Regions from separate parts of the Homo sapiens genome. Here region 2 is linked to region 1. Evidence: chromatin loops called from intact Hi-C (ENCODE). Cell type or tissue: chondrocyte. All regions are shown on one strand. Each heading gives the region's core, and the rest is flanking DNA. Links, peaks and the distances in the headings are about the cores only. Region 1 overlaps LINC03136 (long intergenic non-protein coding RNA 3136). Region 2 overlaps PKNOX2 (PBX/knotted 1 homeobox 2).

Region 1 (9,775 bases), core at 2,636-5,135:
AAGGATTTGGAATGGAATCTGAGGCGGCAGCAGCTGTCTGAGGGGAAAGATTGGGGACACTGAGCAGGCATAGATGGTCTAGGGGGTCCCATGAGCTGGAGTCTTTAGGCATGGGAACTGGCTCCTCTGACTTTTCATTTTGAGGTGCAAGATTGGGCTCTTCCCTAGTTGTTTTTAAGGAAAAAAGGACAGGTCCCTGCCTCCAACAAAGACCTGTTCTTCTTGAGAAACTGGACTTTTATCATTAACATATTGAATTAGAAGCTAGCACATTACATTCTCATTCCACCCAAACTTTGGCCAGAAGATTGAGGGTTTGAGGATAGGGCCCTGAGTCCAAATAAAACAATAATATTTTATGGCCGGGCACGGTGGCTCACGCCTGTAATCCCAGCACTTTGGGAGGCCGAGGCGGGCGGATCACGAGGTCAGGAGATCGAGACCATCCCGGCTAAAACGGTGAAACCCCGTCTCTACTAAAAATACAAAAAAATTAGCCGGGCGTAGTGGCGGGCGCCTGTAGTCCCAGCTACTTGGGAGGCTGAGGCAGGAGAATGGCGTGAACCCGGGAGGCGGAGCTTGCAGTGAGCCGAGATCCCGCCACTGCACTCCAGCCTGGGCGACAGAGCGAGACTCCGTCTCAAAAAAAAAAAAAAAAAATAATAATAATAATAATATTTTATCATTTGTTGTTTCTTCTTGTGTTTAGTCCCTTCATTATCCTTCCAGTATTTTAACATGAGATCTAGGGGGCTATCAAGGGGAATATCCTTATTACCATCTTTATCCTTCTTGCTCCTTGTCTTGCTTGGGGTATTTCCCACATTGGGTCCTGGTTAGGCTCAATCTCTCGTATTAGAGATGTCTCACCTAGCCTTCTCTGGAGGCTTGCTGGGGCTATTAGACTCAATCGCTCATATTAGAGATGTCTCGCCTTTCCTTTAGCCCCACCTGCTGGAGGCTCCTTGCATTCACGCACACTTTCAACCCCCAGAATATCCCCACCACCAAGGAAGTATTTTGTTGTCCCTGCGACATTTCTTACCTTGGTCTGTGCACAGAGTTACCTGGTCGCAGTTGTATCTGAGGATCCTTTCCCCCAAGTCGCCAGCTGGTTTCTTTCTGCATTGCTGAGAGTCTGGGTTTATTCATCACACTAGGTGGGTCTTGATTCCTTACCCCTGAGGCCACTGTAACAAGGCAGCGGGCATGCCTCCTCACGGGAGAGATCTAGACCCTCCCCAGAAGAGAATGGGAATCCTGGATGAGCCCTCAAATTTGTATTTGTATTTCAGTGCTGCAAAAGAAACAGCACTCGAGCATAAATTTTCTCAGCAAGGCAATTTACTTCTGTAGAAGGGTGCATCTCACAGATGGAGCAATGGCAAGAGCACACCTGAACAAAGAAGGAGAAGGGGGTCTTATCCCTGATGCAGGTAGCCCCTACTGCTGTGTCATTCCCCTGTTGGCAAGGGTTGAACCACACAGTCTAAGCTAATTCTGCCTGGCTATTTTAAAGAGAGCAGGGTTATGAACCAGAGTGGTGGGGTGAGCAGTTTTGGTGGGAAGGATGGTTACAGAACAGGTGACTAAAGGTGACTCAGGTCAAAGCAGGTGACCAGAGGTGACTCAGGACAGAGCAGGTGACCAGGAGTGACTCAGGGCAGAGCAGGTGAGCAGGGGAACAGATGTGAACTACTGATTAGAACTGGTGTAAAAGGTTGTTTACTGAAACTAGAGGCAAGGAGATGAGGAGAATGAGGAAGTTAAACTTTAAAATGGAGAACAAAGAACTGAACATACTGACATACTGATCCTTTGAAGAGAAATTTAGAATTCACTGTATTTAACATCAGCAAACCAAATTCAACAACACATTGAAAAGATAATACACCACAATCAAGTGACTTTTATACCAGAAATGCATGAATGCTTCAACATTTGCAAATCAACAAATAAGATACATCACATAAACAGAATTAAGAACAAAAATCATATGATCATCTAATAGATGCTAAAAAAGCATTTGATAAAATTAAGCATCCCTTTATCATAAAAACCCTCACCAAACTAGGCATCAAAGGAACATAAATCAAAATAATAAGAGTCACATATAATAAACTCATAGCCAACATCATACCAAATGGGAAAAAGTTGAAAGCATTCCCTCCAAGAACTGGAACAAGACAAAGTTGCCTACTTTCACCACTCTTATTCAACATGGTACTGGAAGTCCTCACCAAAGCAATCAGACAAGAGAAAAATATAAAAGACATCCAAATTAAAAAAGAGGAAGTCAAATTATCCCTGTTCACTGACGATATAATCTTATATTTGGAAAACCCTAAAGACTCCACCAAAAATCGCTTAGATTTGATAAATGAATTCAGTTAAAGTTTAAAGATACAAAATTAATGTACAGATATCAGTGCCATTTCTATACACCAGTAATGTTCTAGTCAAAGATATCAGTCAAAATAATATTAATAATTTTTTAAAGTAAAACCTTCTGCTCTAAAAAACATACTGTTAAGTATAAGAAAGGACAAACTATAGACTGAGAGAAAATATTTCCCAAAAAGGACTGAATATATTTCCTGACTATGTAATAAATTATATATTTATATATTTATATTTAATTTATAAAACTATTTTTATATAATGAATTATATATTTCTTGAATGTATAATGAATTCTCATAACCTAATAACAATAAGACAAACACCACAAAAAAATTTATTTAAAGGGAATAATATAGGCGTTAAGAAATTATTTAGGCAGATAGTGAGGGTACAGGAGTCCTTGGTAAGGTTTTTCTTTTAATAGAAAGCAGCCCCCAAATCATTTCTTTTCTAACAGAAAGTAGCCTGAAAAATCAAGCTGCAAGCATAGATAAGCAAGCTGGAAACTTGCACAGGTGAATCCCGGCAGCTGTGCCAAAAGCCAGGTATATACAACAAATAGGTTTTCTTCTCCCTTCTCCTTGTCGCCATGTGTGTGGGTGTCATGGCACCGGCCAGGTGGAAACCACATCTGCCTAATAAAAGAAAGATTAGGGTGGGATGGCCAGCCTCTTTGTGGACTATGTAAATGGCACACTTGGTCCAACTAAATCCCTAGGCCCTATGTAAATCAGATACTGCCTCCTCAAGCCCTCTATAAAACCAGCCGCTTCCCACCGCAACCCGGGAGATCCCTTCGGAACCCCCTCCCTCTGCACAGGGGAGCTTTCCTCTTGTTTCTTTCACCTATTAAACTTTCTGCTCTTAAACCCATTCCCTGTGTGCCCACATCTTTGTTCTCCTTAGCGCGAGACAACGAACCTCAGTTATTTCCCCAGACAGACAACACCACTTCATTGTGGGGACTCGCCCAGGATCAGAATCAGAACAGAAGGTATATTCATCAGAGGGGTGAGTACAGGCGCAGAACTTAACTTTCAACTCTGTCCTTTCATTTGGAGGCTCTCGGCCTCCATCTTAAGTTCAAACAATGGGCATCCTATAGCCACCTAAATGCTAATAGGGCGGCCGCCATGCGGGAAGTCTCAGATGTTAGGCTTGCTTGGGAGAACATGGAGAACTTCTCAATACTCACGGATCATTGGGAATGTTGGCCATGCTTCTCGAACCAGTTTTCTCTCACGGAGGACCTAGCCGTCGCGTGGGGCTAGAAAAGGTCCTGAAGCAACTGAAGATTTCTCGCCAGGACTACACCCTGGTGTTATCTGAAGGCTTCTGGACTGACCCCACCTCCAACTGCCCGGCTGGGTGTCCGCAACAGGATCTACAGCTGTCCTATCGCAAAATTTCCTCATTTCCTATCCGCAAAGGCCATGTCTCCTATCCTCTCTGTGTATGCAGTGTTTGAGAATTTTTACAGTTCAGGAAAATAGTCCTGTTAGGAAAGATTAGCGAATGCCATAGTAACTGAGAATATAGCACAAGGGAATGCTGTTTTCTGTCATTTTCTAGGAGCAAAGAGCCCTTCTCAATAAGCATTTCTCCCTCTACCCTTCCTCTGGGAAGCGCACGGTATTTCTAGGTCAACGTCGCCACCTAGTGGAATAGGAATCCTCTCCATGAGGCACAGCGTTGGTCCATTGCTGTAACACTCTAGCCTCCCAATTCTCCTCCCTTTTTGCACCCCTATACTAGAGACCAGGCTTTATGCCCCTTCTGTGAATGCGAAAACACTGCCTTCAACAATTAGGAGTAAAATGTCCTCCAAAGCCAAATTTTAGTTCTGATACTGTCCCATCAGCAGGAAAACAGCCATTAGGTCCCTACGTTCTTTTAAGGCACACATTCTGCCCCCAGTTAAAACAGTACTTAATTAGTAAGGAGATTTTAAATCCAGAAGTTCACCAGAACCATTCTCTAAGGGTAAACCATTCTCTAAACACCTGAGATTGGGTAATTTAGAAAGAAAAGAGGTTTATTTAGCTCATGGTTCTGCAGGCTTGGAAGTTCAAGGACATGGCCACCCTGGCTTCTGGTGAGGGTGTCATAACATGGCAGACAAGGTCAAAAGAGAAGAGAACAGGTACAAAGAGAGAAAACCTGAAGAGCATCTGGGCTTTATAACAACCCACTCTTATGGGAACTAATCCATTCCTGTGTTGCCAGAGTGAGAATGCAAAGCCATTTCATGAGGGATCCACCCCCAAAACCCAAACACTTCCCACTAGGTCCCACAGCCCAACATCACCACATAGGGGATCAAATTTCAACATGAGTTTTGGTGGAGACAAACAAACCATATCCAAACCATATCCACCTTATACAAAAATTAACTCAGGATGGATCACAGACTTAAATATACAAAATGTAAAACTATATAAAACTTTTAGAAAAAAAGGAGAAAATTTGGGGGATTTGGAACTAAGTAAAGAGTTCTTAGACTTGCCACTAAATGTATGATCCATAAAAGGAAAAATTAATTAATTGGACTTAATAAATTTTAAAAGCTTTGCTTGGTGAAAGGCTCTATTAAGGGCATAAAAATACAACCTATAGACCAGGAGAACATATTTTCATACCACCTATTTGGCAAAAGACTAGTATCTAGAATATATAAAGAACTCTGAAAATTCAACATTAAAAAAATAAATAATACAACTGGAAAATTAGCAAAAGACATGAAAACAGTTCACTAAAGAGAATATTCAAATAAAAAATGCATGAAAAGATTTTCAACATTATTAGCTACATTGAATTTAATGTAGATTAAAACCACAATGGAATGTTACTACATACCTAGAGGGTGGCTGAAATTAAAAACTGACAACACCAAATGCTGGTGAGGATGCACAAAAACTGCATCATTCATACACCACTGATGGGAATGTAAAATGTACATGAAAATAAATTAGTTTGGCAGTTTCTTTTAAAACTAAACATGCAACTACCATGTAGCCAGGCAACTGTACTCTTGAGCATTTATCCCAGAGAAATGAAAACATACTCACACAAAAATCTGTATGTGAATGTTTATAGTAACACTGTTCAAAATTGCAAAAAAAAAAAAAAAATGGAAATAATCCAGATGTCCCCCAGCGGGTAAATGTTTAAACAAACTGTGATACATCCAAGCCATGGAATACTGCTCAACAATGGAAAAGAACAACAACCTGGATGAATCTCCAGATAATTTTTTGAGTGAAAAAAAAAAAATCCCAAAAAGTTCTATACTGTATGATTCCATTTAAATAGGAAGTTAGGGTGGAAAGACATTGGGTGTGGATATAAAATGGCAACATGAGGGAACTTTGTTCTTTATCTTGACCTTATCAGTGTTAATATCCTTGTGTGATATTGCACTGTAGTTTTGCAAGATGTTACCAGTGGAGGTAATTGGATAAAGTGACAGAGGATCTCTTATTTCTAAAAATTTAAGAAGTAAATCAGATACAAAGAAATATGATGTAAAGAAAACCTCATTCACGAGTTCATGTCCTTTGCAGGGACATGGATGAAGCTGGAAACCATCAGCCTCAGCAAACTAACCCAAGAACAGAAAACCAAACGCTGCATGTTCTCACTCATAAGTGAGAGTTGAACAGTGAGAACACATGGACACAGGAAGGGGAACATCACACATGGGGGCCTGTCAGGGGGTGGGGGGCAAGGGGAGGGAGAACATTAGGACAAATACCTAATGCATGAGGGGCTTAAAACCTAGATGACGGGTTGATAGGTGCAGCAAACCACCATGGCACACGAATACCTATGTAACAAACCTGCACATTCTGCATATGTATCCCAGAGCTTAAAGTAAAATTCAAAAAAAAAGAAAAGAAAAGAAATACAAGAAAACCTCACTCACAATCTGGCATGTCTAGTCTTCCTTTTATTTAAAATAGTTGATTCTCAATCCTGGATGTTGTAACTCCCACAGTAGACTTTTGGTGATGTCTAGAGACATTTTTGATGGTCACAATCGAAAGAGTGCTGCTGCATCTAGTGGGTAGAGGCCAGGAATGCTGCCAAACATCCTAAAATGCACAGAACAGCCCCCATAACAAAGAAGTATCAAGACAAGGCTGGGCGGGTGGCTCACGCCTGTAATCCCAGCACTTTGGGAGGCCGAGGCAAGTGGATCATGAGGTCAGGAGATCAAGACCATCCTGGCTAACACAGTGAAACCCCGTCTCTACTAGAAATACAAAAAATTAGCCGGGCGTGGTGGCGGGTGCCTGTAGTCCCAGCTACTCGGGAGGCTGAGGCAGGAGAATGGCGTGAACCCGGGAGGCGGAGCTTTCAGTGAGCCAAGATTGCACCACTGCACTCCAGCCTGGGCGACAGAGTGAGACTCCATCTCAAAAATAAAATAAAATAAATTAAATTAAATTAAATTAAAAATAAAAAAAGAAGTATCAAGACAAAAACGTCAATAGTGCTGAGGTTGAGAAACCCTGATTTACAACATTAATATCTTTCACTCTGCATCAACATTTACAACATCTGTCCCTCCCAAATGAGGAATCTCATTTATTATTAGTAATTTCAGGACAGGAACTAAGTGAAATAAATTACTAAGTGAAAGGTAGTAACTAAATGTTCTTCTTCTGAGGGATCCCAAGGCTAAAATTACCAAAAATGAAAATAAAGCAAAATTAATTCAACCAAACTTGATTTTCATTGTACATGTGGCAATACTAGATGTTATGAATAACAACAAATGTAAGACATATGGTGCCCCAAAAAGCTTAATATTCTTGAGAGAATAAGACACATATACTTGGAAAAGTAATAACAGTAAGGCAAATTGTGAGTAAAAATGCTTAATATGTAAGTAAGAATAATTGAGAAAAATGAGTTGGCCTTTAAAAAATAGATTTAAGAAGAAAAGAATTTTAGAATGGAAGCAATTAACAATATCTCATTTAACTATTGATTTTGTAGGTGAAGTAGCTGAAACACAGACTGACTAACTTATCCAAATTATGAGAGCAAATTACTGAGACCAGAACTTTAGTCTCCTGATTCCTGATCCTTTGTTGCTGTTTCCTGTATAACACACTGCCTTTGTGATTGCTGGAAAGACATAAACAGAGAAGGCCGTGTATGACTATCAGTGGAAATGTACATCATCTCTTCATCATCATCATCATCATGTAGCAATGCTAGATGTTGTGAATACTAGATGCTGATTCTCAATCCTGGATATGTTGACCTCACGGTGGACATTTGGTGATGTCTGGGGACATTTTTGATTGTCCATCATCATCAGAGCTGACATTTGAGTGTTTAGTAAACATACTGGTGAAGGGTTCACATTATGAAATATCAGAAAGTAAGATTGGAAAGGAATGAGCATCTCAAGAAGAAAAGATAAGACTAAACAGAATAGTAACAGTCTCGATCTAAATGTTGTAGATGTTAAATGACAAATAAAAGCAAGTGCTACAAAAATTTCAAAGATGGTCAGATTCCGATGGCTTAAGGGTAGTTAGGCAGGGCTTGGTAGAAGAGGTGAGTTGGAGCTGAGAATTCAAGAGCTCCACAGGATTTGGAAAGAGAGGAGAGGTCAATCTAGATAAAGAAGGCAGTATAGGGCACAGAGTTAAATAAACCAAGTGGCTTTCAGGACAGCGAAGAAACAAAACTAGCTAGAGTAGAGGACTTGAGTAGAGGGGAAATAAGACTGAAAAGGCACGATGGCTCCAGATTGTGCAGGAACCCAGGCAAACTGAATTTACTCTGGCAAAGAGAAGTCACTGCAAGTGCTTAAGCAGAATAACTTGATTAAAGTTTTAGGAAGATTCATCTGGCAATGACGTAGGATGGATTGAGCCAAGAGAGATATAAGGGAAGGCAGGGAGCTATTCATCTAATAAGAGTAAGAATAAAGAATAACAATACTATACAATATCTATAATGTATTTAGTTATTATTACTTGGTAGACACTGTGCTAACATGCACTTTTTAATTTAATTCTCATCACAACCCTACAAAGGAAATTGAATTAGTGAACATTTTTTCCCCTCCACTCTCACATACCACTCAACACAACACTTCCCACACCACATGTGTGGGAGTTATTTCCCCACACACCAAGCAATCAGCTCTGCAGTGGACATCAGCTGGGTGTCTTCTAGTTCAATTATGATTCTATATACTTGGAAATAGGGTCAAATCCCACAGGTTGAGGGCTCAGGCCCGCAAGAATTCCCCCCGCTTCAGATGCCAGTCACAAGTAGTAGACTGTCACCCATACTTCTGACTGACCAGCAATAAATTGGGAGCCCCTACAACCCCCTCCTTAGATTCAGTTAACTTGCTAGAGCAGCTTACAGAACTCAGGCAAACATTTTACTTACATCAACTCACTAATTACGGAGGATATTACAAAGGATACAGATGAACAGCCAGCTGGAAGAGGTACATAGGGCAAGGCATGTGAGGGGGGTATGAAGCTTCCATGCCCTCTCTGAGCATGCCACCCTCAAGGAACCTCTATATGTTCAGCTATTCAGAAGCTCCCCACAAGCTATCCTTTTAACTTTTTATGGAAACTTTATTACATAGGCATGATTGATTACACTGGTCATTGGTGATCAACTCAGTCTGCAGCCTCTCTCCCCTCCCTGGTGGCTGGGAGATGGGGCTGAAAGTCCCAACACTCATCATGCCTCGGTCTTTCTGGTGACCAGCCCCCATCCTGCAACCAGTCATCTCACTAGCATTCAAAAGCCACTCTTATCATTTAAGAGATTTCAAAGGTGAGATTTCTAGCCTGGGTGAGATGTTGTCCAGGCTAGAGTGCAGTGGTGTGATCATAGCTCACTACAGCCTCTACCTCCCATGCTCAAGTGTATTATCCCCATTTTATAAGTGAGAAAATTGAGTCAAAGAGATGCTAAGTAACTTGTCCTTATCACAAACTAGGGAGTAGAGAAGGCAGAATTTGTACCTAGATAATATGACACCATAATATGAGCTTATATTCTGAACTATGCCATGTAAACAAAGTATGGGAGGCCACTGTTTGGACTAGCTTCCTGCACGAGGTTCCAAGAGATCAAACCAACCAGAATGAAGTCGTTCACATTAGGTGCCACATAATCAAACTGACCTCTGAAACAGGCCAGTTTTCCAAAAACAGAAGATTCATAGCAGCCAATCAGGAGTACGGATTACCTAAGCTAGCATGATGAGGATGTTCCCTGTTTTAACACTATAAGGAAAGAAATTTTGAACCGACCAATCTACTTTTTGTTCCATTTCTGCTTTCTTCTACCCTTTTCTGCCTATGAAGCCAAACTCCTCT
Region 2 (9,032 bases), core at 26-2,525, 440 kb before region 1:
GGGAGGGCCCAGAGAATGGCACCCAAGAGCCTGCGGGGATGCCCATCCCACACACCCCACCCAGCTGTTCTAACCCTGCTATCCACAGCCCTGGAGGAACTGGGGCTCCTGGAAGGAGGAGGAGGCTCTCCACTGTCCACCCTAACACATACCCTCCCACCCACCTTCCAGACCCCCTTGGTTGGCACCCTCTCCTCCGGTTCCCTCTCACCCCATGGCTGTGAATGACAGGACAGGTCACACGTGTGTTTTCCATTGGGTTTAATTTAATGGACGTGCAGTTTCATTTGTAAATTGTGCATTGGCCACCTCCTTCAGTGGCAGGATGTGAGTGGCTACCTGGCTCAACTGGAGGGGACCCCTTGGGCCCTCTGGGGCTTCCCCTCCCCCACCTGGTTGGGGTAGAGCAAAAGGATGGTCACTCTTCCGAGGTCTCCCTGAAATGAATGTATTTCTCCCCCAAAAGAGCTGATATTTAATGTTTTAATAAGGATTTTTGAGAAACAAATAACCTTATTTATAATCTGGGTGATCCAATCATTTTTTACTCCCTTTTGATGCCATACATAGAGGAAAGTCTAGCTTTTTTGGCGTGAGACTTTTGCAATGTGCAGTGGGATAAAATGCATTTCCTTTTCTGGTTCGTTTTTCTTGTTAACACGCGCACACAGACACACACACACACCGTTCCACTCACCACCTGGACAGGCGTCCCCCAGCACGGACACACTGGCACACAGGTGCCCACATCTCTTCCTCTCAGCCCCTCCACCTGCCTAATGTTATGCAACCTCCTTCTGATGTATCCACCAAACCAGTACTGAATGTGGCCGAGACGTTTTCAGTAAATCTTATTACCTACCGTAACCCTGGTGCACAATTCTCTTTCTGTGGTTGCTGTGGCAATCCTTTGCTCTTTTCATGGGACCAGAGGCCAGACAAAATTTGGAGGCCTCAGTATACACCTGACTACCCAGGGAAGGGGACAAGGTAGATGTGCGTCCTGCGTGAGCTCAGCTGCCCTGTCTGGGGAGGAAGAGCCAATTTCAGCACACTCACCTTGTGTGCGGCCGGTTGTAAGGCAGAGCTAGGGAGAGAAGGCAAGGAAGCTCTGCACTGCCCTCTCCTGACAGCTTCCCCGACCGCAGCGGAAGCTATGAATCTGGTCCCTCTTGTCCACCATACTCCACCTCCCTCAAAGGCTTTTGCTTTCCTGTCTCCATTCCCGGCCTTGAATCCCAGGGATCAGCACCATAATCCCCCAGGCAAGAAGAAACTCAGGCAGCTGATCTCCACACAGAAGTGAGAGGCAGGCCTTCTTGTCAGCTCCAGACGAGAGGGTACCTTCTTTAGCCACACTTGCTGAGAGGTCTGGGGCATCTGTTTAGAAGCAGGAAGGGAGTGCCTTGTTCATGTTCAGGAATGCTGGAGAGTTTGCACGTACTGGCAGATCACCCCATGGCCAGGTGGAAGATAGGGAAGCCAGTGGTTGGTTACACAGGCGAAGTGGGCTCTGACCAGCTCTGGTGGAGTTCCCTGCATCACTGCCCTCAGGGAGCCCAACATCTCTCCCCCTCCTCACACCTGGAGAGAGTTCTGCAAACCCTACAGAAACCCCGCCTCTCTAGGTAGAGGAAGAAAATCTTAAGAACTGCACGATGATTGGAACCTCACCTCCAGAGCTGGGAAGACAACAGTCCTTTAAGACAGTGGTTTCTAAGGAACACACTGTTGAAAGATATGCTACCAAAAAAAAAAAAAAAAATCCATGCCCAAATTAGCCTAAGATTAACTGCATATTCTGTTTTGTTAGTAGAGTTTCATCATGCACATTATTATACTAAAGGCTCTAAAAAGTCCTACAGGAAAGAAACCTGTTGAACTTTGTTTCAATTGTTCCGAGATTTGCTCCACCTCCCTTTTTTTCAAGTAATATCTATTCAAGTTATACCAATATTCCACAAAACACACTTTAGGGAACACTATTCTAAAGAAATTGCAGAGTAGCCTGTCCTACACTCTCCCCGCCAAGTTTTTCTATCAAGTTCTGCCAGCCATCTTTTCAACCACGCTGCCAACTGAAAGTGGGTTTCTTTTTTCTTTTCTTTTTTTTTTTGAGATGGAGTTTTGCTCTTGTTGCCCAGGCTGGAGGGCTGGAGTGCAATGGCACGATCTCGGCTCACCGCAACCTCTGCCTCCCGGGTTCAAGCGATTCTCCTGCCTCAGCCTTCCAAGTAGCTGGGATTACAGGCATGAATCAACACACCCTGCTAATTTTGTATTTTTAGTAGAGATGGGGTTTCTCCATGTTGGTCAAGCTGGTCTTGAACTCCGGACCTCAGGTGACCCACCTGCCTTGGCCTCCGAAAGTGCTGGGATTACAGGTGTGAGCCACTGCGCCCGGCCTTTTAAAATTATTATTATTTATTTATTTATTTATTTTTGAGACAGGGTTTCACTCCCATCACTCAGGCCGGAGTACCATGGCACAATTTCGGCTTACTGCAACCTCCGCCTCCCAGGTTCAAGTGATTATCCTGCCTTGGCCTCCTGAGTAGCTGAGACTACAGGCATGCACCACAAGGCCCAGCTAATTTTTTTGTTTTGTTTTGTGTTTGCAGAGATGGGGTTTTGTCATGTTGCCCAGGCTGGTCTCCAACTCCTGAGCTCAAGAGATCTGCCTGCCTCGGCAACCCGAAGTGCTGAGGTTACAGGCGTGAGCTACCACTCCCGGCTGAAAAGGGGTTTCTGAAATCACTTGAGATGTAGGTAGTTGTATTTTTAGGAGCCAACAACCTCTCTCTGTGCATGACCCAAATGCTGCCCAACCCAAGGAAAAGACACGCCATAATCCCTGTGGAAATTCAAGAGATGGATGACAGGGCGAGGGGTAGGGGAAGGTTTCCTTTACCCAAAACCGAACTCTGATATCAGGGCTCTGGCAACTCTCAGACTGACTTCTGCCCCCCACCCCCCGACCCATCAGGAAAGACTTTTCAAGCTCAGAGATCCTGCTCATGGGAGTTGGTGGCCAGAGCTCAACTTCCTTGACCGAGGATCCCCTCTCCTGCCTTGCATGGGGCCCCAGGAGGGCAATGACCACCACACTGCAGCCTGCTCCAATTCATTCCTGATGAGTCATTCATTATCTCAGCATGCATTTATCAAGCCCCGACTCTGTCCCAGGCACTGTTTTACAAGAATACACCTGTGGCTAACAAGGACAGCGTTCTTTACTTCAGGGAGTTTACATTCTACTAGAAACAACTGAGACTGGGCCAGGTACGGTGGCTCACACCTGTAATCCCAACCCTTTGGTTGTCCAAGGTGGAAGGATCACTGAGCCCAGGATTTTAAGACCAGTCTGGGAAACATAGTGAGACCCGCCCCCACCTGCCCGCATCTCTACTATTTTAAAATGAATATGCATGAGAAAAAAGAAAAAGATTGAGACTGAAAGAGTGCTCGTAGCATCCTTGTAATGGCTATAACTATGATCTCATCCTTACCACAGAGAACTCAAACTTCTTCATTCAGAGTTGCAAAGCAGGAAGCTTTCAGCTCCACTGTGAGGTTCAGGTTAAGCTCAATTTTCAGACCTGTTTTGAGCCATATATTGTCTAAAAATTGTGTGCCAACTTTTAAAAGTTAGAAGGTTACACATTAAAAAATCAGATTCCTGGCTTCTCCTGAAAAATCAGGCAATCAGGCGACTTGGGACCTATATAATCCCACTTGGCCATGATTGAGTGTAGTTGAATTAACTGCTGCCCCCTAAGGCACGTTCTCTGTGTCATCAGGACATTCGCAGCCCCTGTGGTCTCCCCAACACGGAGGCTGAGGGTTCATTGCTTATTTACTATTGGCTGTCACTATTTGGGTGGCTGGTGGCTTAGTTAAGCTTCCCCCATGTCCTTTTTTTTAAACCCCCTTTTGCTGTAATAGCTAAGTGGTTGTTTTTAAGAAGGGAAATATTTATCTCTACTCATTAATCCATCAAGAGGATTGCTTGGCCTCTTGGGAGGCCAACTGGGAGGCCTGAGGTCAATTGAGTTTGACCAATTGGGAGGTCAAGGCGGGTGGATCATGAGGTCAGGAGTTCGAGACCAGCCTGGCCAACATGGTGAAACCCCGTCTGTACTAAAAATACAAAAATTACCTGGGCATAGAGGTGCATGCCTGTAATCCCAGCTACTCGGGAGGCTGAGGCAGGAGAATCACTTGAACCTGGGAGACGGAATTTGCAGTGAGCCGAGATCATGCCATTGCACTCCAGCCTGGGTGACAGGGCAAGACTCCATCTCAAAAAAAAAAAAAAAAAAAAAAGAGTAAGAAAACAAGATAGTCCAAGAGGGAGGGCCCTGCCTTTGGTACAAAATATTGGAGAGAATGTATTTGTTTGTGGGCATAAAAGTACTCCTACCTTTCATTGCAAAGTATACCTGTGTCTCGTATCCAGATATCTTCACTCATACATTTTCTGCCTACCTTGCCTCCCCAGGCAACAATGAGGCTAGAGGCATAAAAATCACCAGGGTTGCTTGTTATAGATACAATGTAGGTTCCACAACCGGTGTTTGCCCCAGATAGCTAGGCAAGATGCCCAAAGACTTGGAGGAGCATTGCTCTCAGAAAATAGTTTTCAATTGTTGGCCGGGCATGGTGGCTCATGCCCAGCACTTTGGGAGGCTGAGGCAGGCAGATCACTTGAGGTCAGGAGTTTGAGACCAGCCTGGCCAACATGGTGAAACCCTGTCTCTACTAAAAATATAAAAATTACTCAAATGTGGTGGCATGCACCTGTAGTCCCAGCTACTTGGGAGGTTGGGGCATGAGAATCGCTTGAACTTGGGAGGTGGAGGTTGCAGTGAGCCGAGATAGCGCCACTGCACTCCAGCCTGGGCAACAGAGTGAGACTCTGTCTCAAAAATAAAAATTTAAAAAAAAAAGAAAATAATTTTCAATCATCTTTTGAAGCTCCTTGCTTTATAGCTGCTCCTTTAACTTCCTTTAGCCAGATACACTACCACCCTCAAGCCAGTGATTCATTCAGTACAAATTCCCGGGTGCCCACTATGTGCCTGGTAACCTATGAGGGACAAAGGATGATGAATTTTGCAGAGCATCACAGACCAAGGGACCGAGCACCGAGGACTGACAGAATGGTGGTCACCTCACACGCTCCATTTCCACTTTGGCATCTTATTTCCATCCCACAGATGAGGCAGGTTTTATTATACCACTTTCCAGCGTATCTTATACTTTTTCTCAGCCTCTCTCTGGGCCAATCTCATTTAGCCCCTTTGCAAATTAAATGCATCTCATTAAATCGAACCCATTTAGGACAATGCCCTTCAGGTGTGTGCATCTTAGTACATCTTTCATTTTAAGACAAGTGTTTGATTTATTTTTCATCTCATTACGCTCTTTAAAATTATGTGCATCTCATTACACTCAATGCACTGAGACAACTTATTTCTGGTATAGACATTACACCCAGTATTATCAGGCAAGAATATGATTTCTTTTCATTTCATTACAAGCCTTACAATTTATGTACATCTCATTACAATCAGCCATTTAAGACAATTCCCTTCAGTTATGTGTATCTCATTATACCTTTTCATTTTTGCATTTTTCTCATCTTATTATTCAGAGATTCTACTACAGGTGTGTATACCTCACATCCACCTGTTATTCCTGTGAATTTCTAGGTTCTAGAAATTCTAGCTGTTTCCACTGATGTATTGCAAAATTTTTATTCTACCAAATTCATTTAAGGCCAGCTCTGCCCATCTGTGGACCTCCCCTGACCCCTTTGCACAGGAAAGAACACTGGGCTCCCCTGGATGTAGTTGAGATTCTGCCCGTAACTTTCCCTTACACACAGGGACCATCTGAAGCAACTTCCCTCATGTGCATATTGAGGGGATTAGAGGAGACGGCACTAGGAGCCCCTTCGGTTGATAGTCCATGAAACTCTAGTCTTGTGGATGACAGCTTAGCAGCTTCTCGGCTTCTCCTGGGAATGCAGCTGCTCTCCTTGGAAGCCACCCACCCTGCTGGAGAAGCTGACATTGACATCATTGCCCAGCTTCCAACAGCCAGACAGCTTCACACGTCTGGCTTCCTTTTCAACTGGAGAACACTGTGAATCGTGTGGGGACACATTTTGGAAGGAGGTGAAATATTAAATAACTGCTCTGTTATGATGGAATCTTCCCCACCTCCCAATCCAATGGTGTCTTCATCTCTCCTCCAACCCCTAACCCAGGGCTTCTCAGCTGGAATGCACTTTAGAATTGCTGAGCAAGCTTCAGTTACAGGCACCCAAGTTCTATTCTCCATCTACTGAATCAGAAACTCACAGGGTGCAGCACAGGTAGGTGCATTTTTAATAGCACCCCAGAGATTCTCAACCTGATTCCACAAAAGGACCTGCAGTGAGTCGCTCTGAGCGGAAAACACCTGATGCTCTCAGTATTGCTCGTCTCAGCTGAATTTGTGTCTTAACAAGAATCCAAGCCTAGAGTTTAAAAAAAAAATCATTTCTCAGCCCTGAAAAGGGTACTGTGGGTCAGTAATCCCAACTCACCCGTGCCATATAGGAACCCTGCCCACGGAACACTAAATTGTCATCTCCTGGCCAGGCACAGTGGGTCACACCTGTAATCCCAACACTTTGGGAAGCCGAGGCAGGAGGACTGCTTGAGCCCAGGAGTTTGAGACCAGCCTAGACAACATAGTGAGACCCCCCCCACACCATATGTACAAAAATAAAAATAAAAATATATATAGCCAGGCATGGTTGCCCGTGCCTGTAGTCCCAGCTACCCAGGAGGCTGAGGTGAGAGGACTGCTTGAGCCCGGGAGGCTGAAGCTGCAGTGAGCCATGATCATGCCACTGTACTCCAGCCTGGATGACAGAGCAAAACCTCGTCTCAAAAAAAAAAAAAAAAAAAAATGTCATTTCTCTTTACCTTACACTGCGCACTACCTCCCAGGGCAAAGAAACCCAAGTTGTTACACAGAGCCAACTGATCCCTCCAACTTCCACCCAGTGATCTGAGCTCTGCCTTCTGCAGACAGAGGGAATATGTAGGAACCCTCCAGACTGCATACTTGTGGTCTTCAGGGCTTATGTAATTTGTAGCAGCAGCAGTTCAGGAGATCTACAGGACCTTTCTCCAACCTCTTCAACTAATCCTCATGTTCCCACCTGTCTTGCCTATCCATAAAGCACAGGAGGCTTCCCTGAGCATGTCTGCAGTGGTCTGTGTGTTTTTCTTCTGTGAACCCACCCATCTCTTTGCCAGTGGAAATAGAGTCTGTTCTCTAAGCTCAAAAATAAATGTGACTTTTCACTATCCCTCCTCCACCCCTTCCCTTGAATGAACCTGCTGAGAAGCCAGAATACACTCCCACTCTTGCCACTTCACTTTGTCTTCTTGTCCAGATGTACTTGGAGGCCGCTAGTTCCAGAATCCGCAAGCACCAGGGCTCCCTGGGCTACCACTAAGCAGGATTTAATGAGCATAAAGGGTAGGTGTAAAGCTGGTTTTAGGCCAGGCATGGCGGCTCATGCCTGTAATCCCAGCACTTTGGGAGGCCGAGGCTGGTGGATCACTTGAGGTCAGGAGTTCGAAACCAGCCTGGCCAACATGATGAAACCCCATCTCTACTAAAAATATTTTAAAAATTAGCAGGGCGTGGTAGCAAGCAGCTGTAATCCCACTTACTCAAGAGGCTGAGGCAGGAGAATCACTTGAACCTGGAGGCAGAGGTTGCAGTGAGCTGAGATCACACCATTGCACTCCAGCCTGGGCGACTAGTGAAACTCCAAAACCCCATCTCAGAAAAAGAAAAAAAAAAGCTCGTTTTAGGGCAACAGGCTAGGTTGTACTTGTCTTGTTTTGATTTTGTTTTCGGGTTTTTTGTGCCTGTTGAATTGAAAAAATGGTCACGTCCCCAAGGCTAAAGACGCAACAGAACCAGCACTTTCTCTTTTCAAAGTTTACTAGGAAAAAATAAAAGTCACACTTCATTGAGCACGTAGCATATATGCTAGACACTAAAGATTATTTAAAACAACTGTGGGAGAATTGCTAGTATTATTAATATTAGTATTCCCATTTTTTAAATGAGGAAACCAAGGCTCAGAGAAATTAAGTAATTTTCTAAAAAATTATTTAGCTTAATATGTATCTAGAGCTGGATTTGAACTCAAGGCACAAAGCCCATGCTCCTTTTAGGAGATAAGCTGCCTCCCCAATCATTGGCTGACCCAGGCTGGCCTTTGGAGTCAAGGAGAGAGGCCCCCTCTGTCCTCAAATCCCAAGAGGTGCTTGTATCCCTGCACCTGCCTATGCCTTTCTCCTCCAAGGTCCTGGATGAAACAGCATCTAAGGATGTGGGCTTCAAGCCCCAGCCTGCTTCTCCCATAGCAGAGCACCTACTCTGTCACCCACCAGCTCCTGACTTGACCATCTGCATTTCGGGGAGAAGGAGCGGGACTCACGTCATCTGAACTTAAGAAAATCCTCTTCATGCTATTCAAGTAGCTCTGCTATGGGAGGGGGTTAGAAAGCAACTCATGAAGGAGACGCTGCTGCTGGGATAAAGGAGGGGGCAGTAGCACCGCCGTCGGCACTGTTGGTGATGGTTGTGCAGATGTGTTTTGGAAATTGGTGTGTGTCAGGAAATGTTGAGTCCCAGTGACCTGTCGGTGATGACAGCTGATATCCAAACCTTCTCTCCTGATCTGTGCAGCTGATTCCTTTCCTTTCTTGCTTGGAAGGCAAGGCTAGGTTCTTAGGTTCTTAGCCTTGACTGCTGAGAGTAAGGGCAAAACAGGTTGGAAGATGGAAGAAAGACAAAGGGAAGGAAGTTAATCCCTGAGAGACAGGCATAGAATGGGTCCCCAGGCAAGAGTCGGGGGAGTCAACGGAGAGCATAGGACAAGCCGGAAACCTTGGGATGTTGTCAGATCAGGCAACACTTTGGTAGGAAAAAATAAAACGACTCTGTTGAAG

The links. A loop is a pair of places that touch in the nucleus more often than their neighbours do. Peaks named below come from ENCODE experiments on the same cell type or tissue, not always from the same donor. Only the 100,000 strongest peaks of a DNase experiment are listed, where the experiment ranks them.
Region 2: it touches region 1 in a loop (6-fold over the local background); 17 of 110 quality-filtered maps call a loop at or near these places.

Annotation. Positions count from the first base shown.
Region 1 is chr11:125,870,649-125,880,423 of GRCh38, forward strand. LINC03136 (long intergenic non-protein coding RNA 3136) reads right to left here. Exons shown (of 2, transcript XR_007062935.1): 1 at 3,598-9,775; 2 at 2,708-3,037. Among named protein-coding and RNA genes, the nearest start is that of LINC03136, 7.3 kb to the right of the region's middle. In chondrocyte, for the core only: CTCF peaks have their summits at 4,073 (motif pointing left) and 4,299; no DNase peak of the experiment used is centred there.
Region 2 is chr11:125,432,523-125,441,554 of GRCh38, forward strand. It overlaps PKNOX2 (PBX/knotted 1 homeobox 2), which reads left to right. Exons shown (of 13, transcript NM_001382323.2): 13 at 1-867. Among named protein-coding and RNA genes, the nearest start is that of FEZ1, 59 kb to the right of the region's middle. RefSeq lists a silencer at 951-1,245. In chondrocyte, for the core only: CTCF peaks have their summits at 1,132 (motif pointing left) and 1,344; no DNase peak of the experiment used is centred there.